Linked DNA regions of Homo sapiens: region 2 is linked to region 1. Evidence: chromatin contacts called from ENCODE Hi-C or POLR2A ChIA-PET data. All regions are on one chromosome and are shown on one strand. The core of a region is the stretch at or near the end of the contact, and the rest is flanking DNA. Distances in the headings are between cores, read along the strand shown.

Evidence for each region. A loop is a pair of places that touch in the nucleus more often than their neighbours do. ChIA-PET counts read pairs that join two places held with the same protein, here RNA polymerase II (POLR2A). Pooled maps may share reads with other maps.
Region 2: a loop to region 1 is called in a pooled map, with 4 times the contacts of the local background. The contact joins two enhancer-like sites. A Hi-C loop is called at or near these places in 3 of 50 pooled maps. POLR2A ChIA-PET finds 5 or more read pairs at or near these places in 2 of 52 experiments (activated CD8-positive, alpha-beta T cell and naive thymus-derived CD8-positive, alpha-beta T cell).

The regions. Positions count from the first base shown.
Region 1 is chr12:3,972,749-3,975,620 of GRCh38, forward strand. No RefSeq gene overlaps it. Among named protein-coding and RNA genes, the nearest start is that of LINC03141, 38 kb to the right of the region's middle. Within about 2 kb of position 1,428, at least 4 of the 41 ENCODE cell types and tissues checked have a DNase peak (open chromatin) inside an H3K27ac peak, as active enhancers do.
Region 2 is chr12:4,292,332-4,295,203 of GRCh38, forward strand. All of the region lies in intron 4 of CCND2 (cyclin D2), which reads left to right. Among named protein-coding and RNA genes, the nearest start is that of CCND2-AS1, 18 kb to the left of the region's middle. RefSeq lists enhancers at 1,284-1,785, 1,786-2,285. Within about 2 kb of position 1,365, at least 4 of the 41 ENCODE cell types and tissues checked have a DNase peak (open chromatin) inside an H3K27ac peak, as active enhancers do.

The DNA of each region.
Region 1 (2,872 bases), core at 178-2,677:
AAGAAATGAGCATGACCCAGGGTGGAGTGAGAGAGGTTGGCAGGAAATAGATCACGAGGGGCCTTGTGGGCTGTGGTGAAGAGTGAGGGGTTTTGGTTGAAGTGGAAGGGGAAGCCATTGTTCACTTTCTTGACTAGAAGCTCCTGGAACTTTGGTGTTCTTGACCCTACACTATATTCCATCTACTTTGAACCTCTTCGTGACATATCAGGAAGAAACCTGGGTTTTTCCTGTGATAATTACTGTTCCCATGACAAGTCATCACTCCTGCCAAGTTTGTTCTTGTTTTGTTTTGATTTTTTAAAAATATAATAAAGAATTCATGCTTAACCCAAAGAAGTGAGTCACTAAGAGTAAAATATCAGGCAATTCTGAGGAAAAACCTTAGGGATCCCTTCAGATCTCCAGACTAGGCAACACCCTGCTTGGTGTGTGCATAATTCTAGACTCAGGGACAAGTACAGTAAAAATGGGAAGGAAGAGTAGAAAGAATGGGAGGTTGAGACAGGAGAATCGCTTGCACCTGGGAGGCGGAGGTTGCAGTGAGCCAAGATTGTACCACTGCACTCCGGCCTGGGTGACACAGCAAGACTCCATCTTAAAAAAAAAACACAAAAACTGCTGATTATCTCAGCAAAGAACGCAAAAAATTGGAAGCACATCTCCCAAAGAGAGAAAGAACTCATGCCACGCTCCTGGGGAAATCCCCTTCTTAACCAGTTTAACACTTTTTAAAGGCAGAGCTGAACAGAAAAAGGAGATAAATCATATTATCGAAGCAGTCTTACGGAGGTTTTGTTCAGAGTAGATGATGTTGGAGAACGTGGGTGGGGGGAAGATTCTCGTGCTCAGTTGAAATATATCCCATCCAAACTGAAAAACCCGGTTTTTTTTTTACTCTGTCCTGCCAAAACCCAGCTCCAGGCTGGTGGCTCCTCAGCGGTGACCAATGCCGGCACTGCAGGTGCACACAGAAAGGCACCCACGAGGAAGCGCCCGCACTCTAAAAGCAGCCAGAAATTGCCTTTGTGCCAGGCTAACCCTTATTGGCTATAGAACTCTTCAGATTCATCTGGAGATGAGGATGAGGGTTTTGTTTCTAGTAACTGAGTCTCCAACTAGGAAAAGGCTTCAGAGGTCATAGCCTGCCTATATGATAGGACAACTGGAATTTCTCCTGCTCCAGAATCATAAGGGTCTCAAATTCATAGATCTTTAGAAAACCTCAGTGAGGTGCCCTCTACTCTGCTCTAAGCTGCATACCTTCTAGAGTCACACACTTTCCAAATAGTTCTTGTGCAGCTGGAGGCAGAAGGTTTCAGTATTATTGGGAGCACTTCTTCCTTTGATCTGTGTGCCATGCTATCAGGAGCAGAAATCAGAAAGAAGCATTCTGATTTGCTACTCAGCCAAATGAGGAACCACTAAATCCCCTGGAAGGTCCCTGTCTCTCTTGAAGTGCCACAGGGACAGCTTGGCCCAGAGCCCAGCAGAGGAAGCTGGGAGCCTCTTCTTCTCTCGTTCAAGATCTCTATCTACAAATTGCAGTCTGAAACCTGCCATACAGAGATAGTGAGAGCTATAGACCTGGATAAGCCAGGTACCAGTGCAATCAAAAGTGAACAAAACTATTACAAAAAGCAAGTGAGGTATGCAGGGAAGAAGGAATGTCCCACGCTTGTTTGAGTTTAGTTCCTGTCTGAGCATGAAGCAGGATGGGGTTTCTGAAGTGCCTTCCTTCTCCTCCCCCTTTCTAAGTTCAATTCCTTTCAACTCAACAAACTTCTATTAAATGTCTGTAGTGTGCCAAGCTGACTCTAACATGGTCCCAGGCCTTGGAGAGCTTACGATGAGGTGGAAGAATCAGCTAGCAAGAACAGGGCTTAACAAACTCGGGTCCATTGACCTAATCCTGCCTGCTGCCTGTTTTTGCATGGCCTATAAACTAAAAATGATTGGCCGGGCACGGTGGCTCACGCCTGTAATCCCAGCACTTTGGGAGGCCAAGGCGGGTAGATTACGAGGTCAGGAGTTCAAGACCAACCTGGCCAAGATGGTGAAACCCCATCTCTACTAAAAATACAAAAATTAGCCAGGCCTGGTGCCAGGCACCTGTAGTCCCAGCTACTTGGGAGGCTGAGGCAGAGAACTGCTTGAACCTGGGAGGCGGAGGTTGCAGTGAGCCGAGATCGCACCACTGCCCTCCAGCCTGGGCGACAGAGCAAGACTCTGTCGCCAAAAAAAAAAAAAAAAATTCACTTTTTTTTTTTTTTTCTGAAATCAAAAGAGGAAGTATATGTTGTGGCATATGAATATGATATGAAAGTAAAATTTGAGTGTCCAATGCCCATGTTTCCCTATTGCCCACGACTGCTTTTGCCCTGAGTGGCTGAGTTGGTGCAACCAAGACCGTAAGGCCAGCAAAGCCTAAAATATTTACTACCTAGCCATTGACAGAAAAAGTCTTCTGACTCCTGAGCGAGAATTATGTCCTCAGCAGCTTTTGCACAAAAGATAGTACTATAAGGTCATTTCCAAAGTTAAGAAAAATTCAATGTTACCCAAGCATTCTTGTGTATACTATTATGTATAACAAATTACTTAATGACCTGGCTTAATTGCTTCTCTGTTTTGTAGATTGGGAGTGGGCTGGTACAGTACAGCAGAAGGTACTGGAGATAAGGGTCACGGGTGATACTCATATTCGGACTGCCCAGGTTCAAATCCAAGCCCCACCGGTAACGAAAGCATGACCTTAGCCAACGTGCTTCACTTCACTCTGCTTCAGTTTCATGATCTATAAGTTTGACATAATAAACAATCTACCTAATACAGTTTTCCTAAAGATTATTTCATTAAAAAGGTATAAAGC
Region 2 (2,872 bases), core at 115-2,614, 320 kb after region 1:
GAGCTGACAGTTTCCCCCAGAGCCCCTGAAGTTATATGTCAGCTCCTACACACCTTGCTGTTTCTGATTTCTTCAAGCTTGCAATGCTCTCTGTTACTTTGGGGGTTAGGTCGTGGGTTGTCGGGGATCGAGCTGTGGAAAGAGGGTCCCCCTGATTCTTGTGAGATGGCCAGGCGAGTCTCTGTGGTTCATTGGCCAGGAGCAGATAGCTTTGATATGAGGGACGCATGCGGCTCTGAGAAAGTCGGCCTTTGTTGCTCCGTCTGGTTGCCAAAATAAACCAGAACGCTTCATTCCAAAGAGAAAGCTGAGTGAGGGGCCTGACAGTTTTATAGGGAATAAACGTCTCAGAGAGTGGTATATTTTAAATACTTTTTCCTTCCAATCGTAAGAGTTGCTAAAAACAGCCAGAGAGGCAGTTTGGCTGTAGGGGGGACGTCTATTGGGGGTGTCCAGTGCCTGGGTAGGTTTGAGAGGGGAGGGTGCCACTGGCCTGGGTCCCCGGTGACCATGGCCCTGCTTCCTTGGGCTGAATCGGGGTCCTCTTCCATCCCCTCTGCACACTAGTCGGGCTGCGTGCCAGCATTGATCTCACTGCTTCCTTGTCTATAGAACCTCTTGAATAAGGCCCAGCTTTTCCTCAGCTCTTTATCCAGAGCCCCTGGCAGAGTCATTGGGAGTGATGCTTAAGAGAGGAAGGGAAGAGGAAGGAAGGAGCAAAGGACAAAGGCAGGCAGATGGGTTTCCAGTGGGTTTCCGATTCACTGGTCTGTCCATGTCCTTTGAAAAGCTGTGTCTTTTCTTTAACTTCAATTCTGTGTCAGGGCCTTCCGAGCCTTCTGAGTTTTCCCCAACCTTATCTTAGAGTAGGTTAAATGAAGTGGCTTCATTTTCATATGACACAGTTGCACAAATTCACTAACTAAAAAATGGAATGGAGGCTCACAGGCCATAAAGGTGTTGTGAAGTTATTGCAAGATACTTAACAGAAGAAAGACTCTAGTCATCTGTTCCTTATATTTATCCTTTTTTGTCTAAGTCACATCAAAACTCTTTGTCACATTCTTTAAAAACAAAAAGCAAAAAACAAAACTTTAGATTCAGGGGATCCATGTGCGGTTTGTTACGTGGATATATCGTGTGATGCTGAGGTTTGGGCTTCAGTCGAACCCGTCACCCAGACAGTGTACACAGTACCCAATAGGGAGTGTTTCAACTCTCGTCCCTGTCCCTAGACACATTCTTAAATATTGCCCAGAGAAGATTCCAGGATATCCCTTCCTTAGGGTCATCCTGGCATTTTACGGTCCTGGTTATCAATGAGCTATTAAAAAGCAGGGAGGTGGAGGCGCCGTGGAAGAAGTCTCAGTTTCGACCACATGTGTGTGATTCATGGGGTTTAGCATTGTGTGTTTCTGCTCCGTAGCTGGAAGTGCCGCCACCCTCGCCCCACATGTCATTTTCAAGCCTCCACTGTTACAGATTCTGTCTTCTGTGGACTCTTCAGGGCCTGTGGTCAGGAACCTTGTGAAGTGTTGCTGGAAGCTGGGGGTGGGGAGGTGGAATAGAATCGGGGGCTGATGCCTCCCTCTCCTGCCTCATTTTTCTGTGGGCCTCATTTGGTATGCAAGGAAATAAGCCAAACAGCCTGTGAAGAAAGGAAGAATGAGATAGTTTCCTAAGTTGTCTCTGCCTGAGTTGGCCGCGGGTCTGGGGCTCATTCAGCCCTTTGTCCCCCTGTTGAGTGCAGTGCGTGTGTGGTGACAATGAGGTGGTGCAGTTACACTGAGGGCTAATGGTAGGAGTTCCGTCAGCCCATTCATGGAGGCAGAGGAGGGTGCAGGGCGCGGAGCTCGAGCCAGCAAGCAGAGGAAGTCAGAGGCCCTTGTAACGAGCTGAAGATCACAAACACTGCTGTGAGGGCTCCAGGCTTGGGGGCGGGGGCAGCCAGGAGGGAAGGGGGCAAGGGAGGGGGCCTATCATCATAGAAGTTGGAGGTCTGCCCGACCGCCAGCGCGGTAGGGTACCACCTGTCCAGGCTGACAGACGAGCATTATGGCTTCCCTTTTAATCAGCTTAATTTGGGGCATCTTAACACAATGGCTGGTGCTTTGGAGGCTGCAGGAAAGCTGATGTCCTAGAGCCGCCACACTTGACATGCGTGTAACACCTTTTGATTAGAGGCGCTTTCGTGTTTTTCCAGCCACTTGGGCTCTGTCTCTTTTTCTTGGAGATTCTCTGGTCTGTATGTCTTTACTTAGAGCTTAGAAGTCAAGGTATATAGGAAAAAGGAGTTCTGAAATTGGAGGCTTGCCCTTTCTAAAGCCAGTCTGAGCTTTCAGCCAGATGTCACTGGGACAAGCCACGTCAACTCTCCACGCTCCATTCCCTAGCTGGGAAACGAGGGCATTTGGCTATTTGATTTCCAGAGGCCCTTTGGACCTCCAAATTCTCCAAGTCTGTGATTATTTGTGTATGTCTTCTTATAATCCAGCCCCTTTGGAAGCACTAACTCCACTCTTCTCTCAGCTTGATCCTCTAATAGAAGCAACCTGGTTGGATTTAAGGTGGAGGTCTTCCTCTCTCCAGGTGGCTGCCCTCATCTCTACCCCCACCCCAATCCCATGCATTCTCCTGCCCTCCTGCTTTGGGCAAGACCCGGGCGATGTGGAGTTGGCATGTCCAGTTGCAGGTATCAGCACCACTGCACCATCTCCTCTGCCTTCACTTCCCACCAGCACACAGAATTTATATGCCCTTCCCAAGTCCAAAAAGGGCCCCTGCCATGCTAAACAAAGGTATTCATATGCAAGGCATGAGCTCTGTCTCATGGAAGGGAGAGGCCAAGTTCTCTTTCCACCATCAGAGAGTA